Regions from separate parts of the Homo sapiens genome. Here region 2 is linked to region 1. A link is a loop called in an ENCODE intact Hi-C map of the cell type or tissue named here. Cell type or tissue: heart right ventricle. All regions are shown on one strand. Each heading gives the region's core, and the rest is flanking DNA. Links, peaks and the distances in the headings are about the cores only.

Region 1 (6,629 bases), core at 905-5,904:
TGTTTTGAGGAAACACGAAGAAATCCAAGATAACAAAGAAGGAATTCAGAATTCTATCAGATAAATTTAACAGACTGAAATAATTTAAAAGAATCAAGCAGAAATTCTACATTTGAAAAATGCAACTGACATACTGCTGAATGCATCAGTCTCTTAAATAGCAGAACTGATCAAGCAGAAGAAAATCACTAAGCTTGAAGACAGGCTTATTGAAAATACAGTCAGAGGAGACAAAAGAAAAATAAAGAACAATGAAGCACACCTACAATATCTAGAAAATAGCCTCGAAAGGGCCAATACTAAGAGTTACTGGCTTTAAAGAAGAGGTAGAGAAAGAGATAGGAGTAGAAAAGTTTATTCAAAGGGATAACAAAATGTCCCAAACCTAGAGAAAGATAAACATTCAAGTACAAGAAGGTTATAGAACACCAAGCAAATTTAACCCAAGGAAGACTACCTCCAAAGCTACCTTTTGCGAGTTAATCAAATTCCCAAAAAATCAATGATAAAGAATTCCAAAAGCAGTAAGAGAAAAGAAACAACAGACAACAGAGCTCCAACATGTCTGGCAACAGACTTTTCAGTGGAAACATTACAAGCCAGGAAAGAGTAGCATGACATATTTAAAGGACTGAAGGAAAGAAACTTTTGCCCTAGAATAGTATATATGGCAAAATATCTTTCAAGCATGGAGGAGAAATAAAGAACTTCCAAGACAACCAAAATCAGAGGGATTTCATCAACACCAGACCTGTCCTACAAGAAGTGATAGAGGGAGTTCTTTGATCTGAAAAAAAAAAAAAAAGAATGTTAATGAGCAAACAAGAAATCATCTGAAGATACAAAACTCACTGGTAATAATAAGCACACATAGAAACACAGGATATTATTAACATTGCAACTGTGGTGTGTAAACACTCTTAAGCATAAAGACTAAAGAACCAATTAGAATAACTACAATAACTTTAAGACATAGCACAATAAGAAATTAAGAGAAACAAAAAGTTAAAAAGCATAGGGGTGAAGTAAAAGTGTAGAGTTTTGGCTGGATGCAGTGGCTCATGCCTGTAATCCCTGCACTTTTGGGAGGCCGAGGTGGGTAGATCACCTGAGGTCAGGAGTTCGAGACCAACTTGGCCAACGTGATGAAACCCTGTCTCTACTAAAAATACAAAAAATTAGTTGGGCGTGGTGGTGCGCACCTTTAATCCCAGCTACTTACGAGATCATGCCACTGTACTCCAGCCTGGGCAACAAGAGCAAAATTCCGTCTCAAAAAAAAAAAAGCATAGAGTTTGTATTAGTTTTCTTTTTGCTTATTTGTTTATGCAATTAGTGTTAAGTTTTCATCAGTTTAAAATAACGAGTTATAAGACAGTCTTTTCAAGCCTCATGCTAACATCAAATACAAAAAAAACTACAGATTCATAAAAAATAAAAAGCAAGAAATCAAAGCACCCCAAAGAAAAATCACCTTCACTAGAAGGAAGACAGGAAGGAAGGAAAGAAGAAAGAAGACCACAAAACAACCAGAAAACAAAAAACAAAATGGCACGAATAAGTCCCTACTTATCAATAATAACATTGACTGTAAATGGACTAAACTCTCCAATAAGACACAGTAGCTGAATGGATGAAAAAAGTTAAGACCCAGTGGTCTGTTGTCTACAAGAGACATGGTTCACCTATAAAGCTACACAGAGACCAAAAATAAAGGGATGGAAAAATATATCCCATGCCAATGGAAACCCACAAAAAAAAAAAAAAAAACAAAACAGAACAGGAGTAGCTATACTTACATCAGACAAAATAGATTTCAAGAGAAAAACTGTAAGAAGAGACAAAGAAGCTTATCATATAATGATAAAGGGGTCAATTCAGCAAGAGGATACAATGATTATAAATATATACACACCCAACACTGGGGCAGCCGGATACATAGAGCAAATATTATTAGAGCTAAAGAGAGACAGATTAAAATACAACAGCTGGAGACTTCCACACCCCATTTTCAGCACTGACAGATTTCTCAGGAAGAAAAGTCAGAGACATAGGACTTAATCTGCACTACAGAATGAACCTAATAGAGATCTACAGAACATTTCATCAGATAAAAATTACTAAGAGGAAAATTTACAGCTATAAGTGCCTACATCAAAAAAGAAAAAGAAATAACCTAATGATGTAACTTAAAGAACTAGAAAAGAGCAAACCAAACCCAAAACTAGTAAAAGAAATATAGATCAGAGCAGAAATAAATTTGAAATGAAGAAAATACAAAAGAACAATGAAACAAAAAGTTGGTATTTTGAGAAGATAAACAAAATTGACAAACCTTTAGCCAGACTAACAACGGTGGGGGTGGGGGTAGGGATGAAGACCCAAATAAAATCAGAGATGAAAAAGGGGACATTAAAACTCATAAGAAATTCAAAGAGTCGTTAGTGGCTACTAGGAGCAACTATATGCCAATAAATTGGAAAATCTAGAAGAAATGAATAAATTCCTAGACATATATAACCTATCAAGATTGAACCAGAAAGAAATTAAGAATCTGAACAGCCCAATAATCATAAATATATACACCTACTATGTATCCACAAAAATTTAAAAATTTTAAAACAATGGCACATGCCAGGCACCAGTATAGAACACAGAAGATACAGCTCCCTGAAGCCTGGCTCTTATAAATAAGTCTTAGAATATCACTTTTGAAAATAATTTTCTATATGTCCATTAACCTCTAATTCTTATATTAGATGGGTTCACCGATATTCAATTTATATTGTGATTCATAAACCACACAGGCTACAATAAATATTTGTGTGCACCAAATATCGTATCATCTAAGCAATTCTTTTACAGGCAAACATACCACAATATAAATACAATAAAAGTAATTATATTTATGTCATGATAAATGTACTTGTTTTGACTGAAAGCTGAAGTTAACTAAAATAGTTGAAAGGGCCTTGGGTAAACCTTTGCTGTCTCGTAAACTAGCCATGGCACAAGCCTGACAGCACAAAGAAATCCACAGCAGTGAGGTTATTTCAGTCACAGGCAGCCTCAGCAGCTTCAGTGGCTGAGTCAGACGACCTTTTCTGACAGCACGTGCATGCCAGGCTGCTTGCAGGAGACAAAGCATCAACAGTCTCCTGAGTGAAGCACTCTCATCCCTCCCCATAGGTTTTCTATTACAGGCTCCTTCAAAAAAAAACAGAAATAGGCCATTTCCAGAGAAACTTAGATGGTAGGTTATGCACACAGAAGACTAGCAGAGGGGCTCATAGGGAGTTGAGAGCTTAACACAATAACAGGATTCCTCCTGAGAAACAGCCAAATTAGTTCCCTTTGGAAGACTCAAGAGTCCTTGCTACTCCTTGTCATACACATGGAAGGCAACACCCAAGAGTCATTCCCTGGCTGGTTTTGCACTTGAACTTGTAAAGTTTATCAGGGAAGACTTCACCCTCACTCAAAGAGAGGGAGGTCCAGAAATAACACTGTCTGGACTGAAAAGAGAAACATCTCTCTAGCATGTGTGGCAATATGCGCCCATGTGCACTATTTTTCCCAAGTAGCTACCTAGGTCCATAAGAGGGGTAGGAAGATACAGCCAGCATCAACTGTGTCACAACTTTGTGGGGAAGCATGCAAATGGCTGCACATTTTAAGAAATATGAATGTAATGTTCATATTGGTTTTGTTAAAAACAGACATAAGTGATCACCTCTATGGTTTTACACAACTCATAAGTTTATCTAGAAAAGTGGTCCCCAGCTTTTTTGGCTGGTACTAGGGATCAGTTTTGTGGAAGACACTTTTTCCACAGATGGGGGTTGGGCAGGGACGTGGTTTTGGGATGAAACTGTTCCACCTCAGATCATCAGGCGTTAGTTAGATTCTCATAAGGAGCGAGCAACCTAGATCCCTCACATGCAGAGTTCATAACAGGGTTCCCACTCCTATGAGAATATAATGCCAGGGCTGATCTAACAGGAGGCAGAGCTCAGGCAGTAATGCTCACTCACCCACCACTCATCTCCCACTGTGCGGCCCAGTTCCTAACAGACCATGGGCCAGTACAGGTCCATGGCCTGAGGGTTGGGGCCCTTGGTCTAGAACACATCTGAAAACAAAACTTTGCCAAAAAGGACTAATGTTTCCCTTTTGCAGAGTCTAGAAATAAGTAACATCAAGGACAATTTGATTTTCTTTTAAATTCACAATAAACATACTCATTTACTTCTTGATGTAAAACATTTGCTGTAAATTATATAATTTAAAAATTATAAACAAAAAAGCAAGATGTATGTTCCTTTGCCACCCTGCTTCTAAATCCAAAACAAATTTAAGATGCCTAAGGGAATCTTAGTACTTTAAATATTTATAGTTCTATCCTCTTTAAAACTCAAGTCAAAACTCAAATCACCAGGGAGAAGAAAGGTTGAGAAGATGCAGCATTGTGGAGTGGGAAGATGCTGGCACAGAGCTTTAGGAGACAAGCTCTAATCCAGATTCCACAATTCAAAAGAAAGGAGATGAGCTAAGAGTTCTTTATTTAAGAAAAAAAAAAAAAGACGCCGTTGACTATGTTATATAGGGTGTAGTCACACTGTTATGCCTCCCACTGCTTAAGATACTATAGTACTAGAACAGACATTCAGTCACCACATTTAGAGAAATATGTAAAAAGCTTAAAGGTCAAAGAGGCTAGACAATCGAATGAAAAGAGTCCAAGAGAAAGACTGAATGAATGCACGGGGCCACTGAACACAGGATGATGCCTTTCTCAAAGACATCTCTAAGGTAGATGGTACTAGAACAAAAAAAAAAAAGACTACAATTGAAATAATTGTCAAGGAAGGTCTGGGATAGAAAAATAAGCTGGGCAAAAAAAAAAAAAAACTCCTTATTTGCTTGTATCTAATAGTTAGCAATGAAATGGACTACTTCTGGAGATTCAATATCTTCCAAGAGTTTAAAGCATCCATTGATAGATAACATGGAAGCATTTCATTACATAATGGAAAAGAGTAGACAGCCTGGAATCAGTTTCTCTGTGGGTCTCTCCTGGTTCCACCTAAGCTGTGTGACATTGGGTATATAACTTAACCTCTCTATGCCTTAAAGTCATCATCTCTAAAATAAAGATAATTATTATTCCTATCTCATAGGACTATTGTGAGAATTTAAAATAATGCACATAAGGAATACGGTAGTGACTAATACATCATAAATGCCTGAATAGTAGCTAACATTATTGGCATTTTGCATGCAGAAGAATATGCAGTTAACTTAATGATCCCTGAAGATTCCTCTTAAATGTTGCACTTCAGAGACCAGCTTATAATCATCCATCCCACTATGACTCCCATAAAAGAAAGCAAGATAGGGCTTGAAAAGTCATAGCAACCTGGAGGCCAGCGCAGGTAACGGAGTGCATAGGGTATAGCACAGAACAGGGGGCTGGAGGTCCAGGGTACTCACTGGACTCAAAATACAAATCACAAAGCCAAAACAGAGTTTCACATCAGAAAATGCCCAATCTAGGCACTAACCCCAATTCCAAATTATTTTCCACTTTTGAGAGCACAGTTCTTACAATTCAATCTATGGTCATGTTTCTACTATGTATACTATATGTTTCTACTATGAACAGGTGTCAGGGGTAGGCTTACAATAATCCTATAGTCCAAAGAGCTGTTTTGCTTATGTTCCTGTACTAGTATAACAGATTATTCTTGATCCTTCTAATCCAGCTTTGTCCAATAAAACTTCCTGCAATGATAATGTTTACTTGTGCTAATCAATACAGTAATCACTAGCCACATGTAGCTTTGCTTGATATGGGACTAGTATAAAGGTAAATTCAATTTCTCAGTCAATTTTTTTTTTTTTTTTTGAGACAGGGTCTCACTGTGTGGCCCAGGCTGGAGCCACAGTGACACAGTCACAGCTCACTGCAGCCTTGACCTCCTGGACTCAGGCGATCCTCAGACCTCAGCTCCTGGGTAGCTGGGACTTAGGCACATGCCACCACGTCTGGCTAATTTTTTGTAGACACAGGGTTTCACCATGTTGCCCTTGAACATCTAGGCTCAAGCGATCCACCTGCCTCAGCCTTCCAAAGTGCTGCGATAAATTAGGCCTGAGCCACTGTGCCATAATTTTAATTTTATAAGTCACATGTGGCTAGTGGCTACCATACTGGAGAGTGTAGTGAATTAGGAGTGGTTGCGCACATTACTGTATTGAAAGAGACCCTAATGTGTGTCTCGGCCTACCAGGAAAGCATTCTGTGATCCATCAGAGATGTCTGTTCCGGGACACAGGAGGGAAGCCTTTATTACATTTGCAGGCTTAGTTAAAGGATTTTCTCTCCTTAGGCCAAAAGAGAGCCTCTCTTTCCTAATACCTGCAATGATTCTTCAACACAAGGTTATTTTCTGCTCTTGTAAGAAATGAGATGAACTGAAAAGAACCAGATTATAACAGGAAAAATTTTAAAGAGAACTTCACCCAGGATAATGCATAACGCCCCTCTGTACTCTGGAAAGAAATACTGGTTTCTGACAGTTTTACAGAAATACAGGAAGTCAACAGGGTGTAAAACTATTGATTAT
Region 2 (5,000 bases), core at 1-5,000, 120 kb before region 1:
TGTTTTTTCAAGTCTTTGTTCTCATTTCTTTTCATTTTTGGAAGTTTCTGTTGATATATCCTCAAGCTCAGAGATATTTTCTTCAGCCATACCTAGTCTATTGTAAACCCATCAAGGACATTATTCTTTCAGTTACAGTGTTTTTTATTTCTAGCATTTTTTTTAGAATGTTTATCTCTGTGTTTACATTGCCCACCTATTCTTGCATTCTGTCTACTTTATTCATTAGGGAACTTAGCATATTAACTATAGTTGTTTTAAATTTTCTTTCTAATAATTCCAGCATCCTTGCCATATCTGATTCTGGTTTTAATGCTTCTTTTGCCTCTTCTACTTGTGGATTTTTTTTTTTGCCTTTAGTATGTTTTGTAATATTTTCTTGATAACCAGATATGATGGACCAGGTAAAAGGAACTGCTTTGTATGGGCTTTTAGTAATGTGTTGCTAAGGTTTAGGGGCAGGGGAAAACATTCTATAGACCCATGCTTGCTTAGGTCTCAATCTTTAAGTGAGCCTGTGTTCCTGGACTGTGAACTACACAAGTGCTTCTCAGTTTCTCCCCTATCCCTTTAGGGAGACAGGACAACTAGAGTAGGCTGGAATTGGGTATTTCCTTTTCTGAGGTCAATTAGTTTCTGATAATATCCCAGCAAGTTAGGCTCTGGTTCTGGAGTTTCTTCTGGGGTCAGGTCTGGTTAAGAAGAGCATAGTTCTCTAGCATATTGCAAAATAATTCTTTCTTCTTGCCTTCCTCTCCCCTTCCCTACCAAAAGCATGAGGAAATTTTTGTCTGATGTTTGCTGTAAGAACTTGGTGAACTCCTCAAGGTAAAAGCCACAAAAGTGTGACAGCTCCCATTTGACTGAATCCCCCTTGGAGTTTTTAACTCTCAGGCTTGCATGCACAGGCATTTTTAAACAAAAGAAGTCAGTTCTCTGTTTTATTTTTCCTCCTTTAAGAGTAGTATGTCTTTATCACTCTGGCTGTTTTTAGATCTTTCTTTGTCTTTGGCTTTTAGCTATTGGCCCCTGATATACTACCTATGTTTTTGTTTTTGCTTTTAATTCTGCTTAGGTTTGACGGCGCTCCTTTGAATCTGTGGTTTAAGTGCTTTTGATAATCTTGGAAATTAATTGGCCAAAATTTTACCTATTAAAGCTTTTAGCCCCTCCCTTTCTCACTCTCCTCTTCTTCTGTAATATTTTTACACAGCTATTAGACCTTCTTTTTACCATGTTTCATAGGTACTTTTTGTATTTATTAATCCATTCATTTTTTCTATGTTTCACTCTGGATATTTTATATCATCCTATCTTTCAGTTTACTAATAGTGTTTCATTGTCTCATTTACTGTTACACACATATATCGGTTTTGTTTTTTTGGTTGTTTGTTGCTTTTTTGTTGGGGTTGTTGTTGTTGTTTGAGATGGAGTTTTGCTCTTGTTGCCCAGGCTGGAGTGCAATGGTGGAATCTCGGCCTATTGCAACCTCCGCCTTCCAGGTTCAAGCAATCCTCCTGCCTCAGCCTCCTGGGTAGCTAGGATTAAGACATGTGCCGCCATGCCCGGCTAATTTTTTTTTGTATTTTTAGCAGAGATGGGGTTTCTCCATGTTTGTCAGACTGGTCTCGAACTCCCAACCTCAGGTGATCCGCCTGCCTCGGCCTCCCAAAGTGCTGGGATTAGAAGCATGAGCTACCGCGCTCGGCTATGTTGGGTTCTTGACTTTATTATGTTAGAATTTCTCTGGTTAAATTATCCACCTCATCATTTATTTTCTTGAATATATTTATCTTTTTCTATGTCCGTGTCTAATGGTTCCAACATATGGGACATCTGTGTGTAAAAAAATGGGGCATTACTTTGAAGCTCTTTCTGAGATCTTTTTAGAGGAATTTTCTTTTTCTTTCTATTGGGTACTTCTGAAGTATAGTCTTCAGGAGAACTATAGTTGACCCTTGACCAACATGGGGGATAGGGAAGCCATCCCCTCATGCAATCACTCTTTGACCCCAGAAATCCCATTACTGGGTATATACCCAAAAGATTATAAATCATGCTACTATAAAGACACATGCACATGTATGTTTATTGCAGCACTATTCACAATAGCAAAGACTTGGAACCAACCCAAATGCCCATCAGTGATAGACTGGATAAAGAAAATGTGGCATATATACACTATGGAATACTATGCAGCCATAAAAAAGGATGAGTTCACATCCTTTGCAGGGACATGGATGAAGCTGGAAACCATCATTCTCAGCAAACTAACACAGGAACAGAAAACCAAACATCACAAGTTCTCACTCATAAGTGGGAGTTGAACAATGTGAACACATGGACTCAGGGAGGGGAACATCACACACCAGGGCCTGTCAGGGTGTGGGGGTGCTAGAGGAAGAATAGCATTGGGAGAAATACCTGGTGTAGATGACAGATTGATGGGTGCAGCAAACCACCATGGCACGTGTATACCTATGTAACAAATCTGCCTATTCTGCACATGTATCCCAGAACTTAAAGTATAATAAAAAATTGCATATAACTTTTGACTCCTCAAATACTTAACTACTAATAGCCTTCTGTTGACTGGAAGCCTTACCAATAATATAAGCGGTCTAGTAACACATATTTTATATATTATGTGTATGATATCTGCATTCTTACAATAAGCTAAAGAAAAGAAAATGTTATTCAGAAAATCACAAGGGAGATAAATTATACTTATTAGTCATTAAGTGAAAGTGGATCATCAAAAGGGTTTTCATTCTCATGGTCTTCACATTGAGTAGGCTGAAGAAGAGCAGGGATTGATCTTGCCATCTCAGGAGTGGCAGAGGTGGCAGAGATGGAGAAGGTAGAGAGGAGGAAGGAGAGGCAGGCACACTTGGTGGAACTTAATGGAAATGCATCATAATTTCAGACATTTTGCTTGTTTCTTTTCTCTAAAAATATTTCTATACAGTACCAATACTTCTTCCACTATTTGCATTACTTTCATTGCCTGTATCATAGAAGGGTCCATGTCATAAAAGAAGTCAAAAGCAGTTTTGAATAATTGGAATCCTTCTGTCAAGTTTTCTAATGTCAATTTGTTTTCTGGCACTGCTTCTTCTGTCTTCTTTTTCATAGTTTGGCATGGTTTAGAAGCACTCATCTTTATCAAGTCATATTCTGTTAATTCCTCTGCTGTGGTGCCTATTACCACTTGAATTTCTCTAAGATTCACAAAATCTTTAAACACTTCACCCCCTACCTTTTTTTGCCATATCTATAATTTCTTTCGTGATTTTCTTGATTGGCTCTGTTATAAATCCTGTGAAGCCATGCACATATAGACACAGTTTTCTTCAGCAGGAATGTATTATTTTGAGCTTGATGGTTTTCATGGATTTTTCTATAACAAGGATGGCATAATCAATGGTGTAATCCTGTTAGACTTATGTAACATTCTAACTATCAGGTTTCTCTGTCATAGCATTGACAATCTTTTCCATAGAGTAGCATGTATAATGAGCCTTAAGGGTTCCTATGACCCCAATCTAGAGGATGAATTAAAGATGTTGTGTTTGGAGGCAAGTGGACCACTTTGACACCTTCAGTATTAAACTCACAGGGCTCTGGATGAGCAGGGGTATGGTCCAATATCAAAAGAACTGGAAAAGGCAGTCCCTTACTGGCAAGGTACTTCCTGACTTCAAGGACAAAACATTGATGAAACCAATCCAGAAAAGGGGATCCTGCTGTCCAGGCTATCTTGTTGTATAATCAGAAGACTGGAAGCAGGTGCTTATCTTTTCCCTTTATTGGCCTAAAGAAGGAAACCGAAGCACAAATACAACTTCAAACTTCAACTAAAATGGGACAAGCTTCCCAGAAGACTCACACCCAAGCAACCTTGGATATGTGCTCCATGTAGCCTTTGTTACAGTAGGTTTTTAAGGGCAAACAAGGGAGACAAGGAGTGGGCTAATACAAAGTTGTTTGTCAGGAATTCTTCATGGGTTCACAAAAATAGCATTTATTAGTGACTGTTGTACATTTTTTAACCATAGGGTATGATTTATGGTGTCCAGTATGTGGGATTGTTAGGTTAGTTTATAGCTATTTGTGTCATCAGTCAGTCTAGAGTCCACATAGCATGCAGCTTCAAGTAATGATTATGTAGCTCAAGGGGGAAGTTGGACACAGTTGGTGTCTCATTCCTATGCCTCCCTAGGCCTGATAATTTAGAGGAGATTCATATTCCTCAGATAAAATGTTTATTTTCTTTTTTACCTTCAAGGTTCAGCGGATAGCAGTTTTATAGGTAACGGCAATCCTGATCATAAACCTGACTGAACTTGCATAAAACAGTAGAATTAGCCTATCCCTTCCTGCTTTAAATCCCAGTGCTCGCTTCTCTTCCTTACTAATAAATTTCTTTTGTGGATTTTCTGGAATAGGGCACTTTCATCTGCATTAAGAACTTGGTCAGGCAGATAGCCTTTCCCCTCAATGATTTTCTTAATGGCATTTAAGAACTCATCTGCTGTCTGTTGGTCAGCAGAAGCTCCTCCTGTTATCTTGACATTTTAAAAGTCAAACCTCTTTCTAAAATTATCAAACCATCCTTTGCTGGCATTAAATTTTCCAGCTTTAGATCCTTCATCTTCTTTTTGCTTTAAGTTGTCACATATAATGACTTTGCTTTTTCTCAAATCATATTAGAGTTTATATGTATGCCTTTCCTATAATGCAACCCTGCACCCATATAAAGCTGCATTTTCAATACAGATACAAGATAATACAAGATAAATAGGCACTTCACAACAAGGGCAAGGATTTTGTGCCTGCTAGCATAGCTGCAGCAACAGCTTCATGAATTTCCTTCCTTTTTTATTTTTTGACAGTGGTCCTTACACTGGATTCATTTATCCTGAAATGGTGGGCAATCACAGCTTTAGACCCCGATCTGTGGTACGTATCAAGTGACCCAAACTTTTCTTGTAATGCCA

What was found. Peaks named below come from ENCODE experiments on the same cell type or tissue, not always from the same donor. Only the 100,000 strongest peaks of a DNase experiment are listed, where the experiment ranks them.
Region 2: a loop joins it to region 1, with 2.1 times the contacts of the local background. A loop is called at or near these places in 22 of 110 quality-filtered maps.

What each region holds. Positions count from the first base shown.
Region 1 is chr5:41,832,735-41,839,363 of GRCh38, forward strand. All of the region lies in intron 7 of OXCT1 (3-oxoacid CoA-transferase 1), which reads right to left. Among named protein-coding and RNA genes, the nearest start is that of OXCT1-AS1, 34 kb to the right of the region's middle. In heart right ventricle, for the core only: no CTCF peak of the experiment used is centred there; a DNase peak (open chromatin) is centred at 3,079; H3K27ac peaks cover 2,495 bases.
Region 2 is chr5:41,712,422-41,717,421 of GRCh38, forward strand. No RefSeq gene overlaps it. Among named protein-coding and RNA genes, the nearest start is that of OXCT1-AS1, 160 kb to the right of the region's middle. In heart right ventricle, for the core only: no CTCF peak of the experiment used is centred there; no DNase peak of the experiment used is centred there.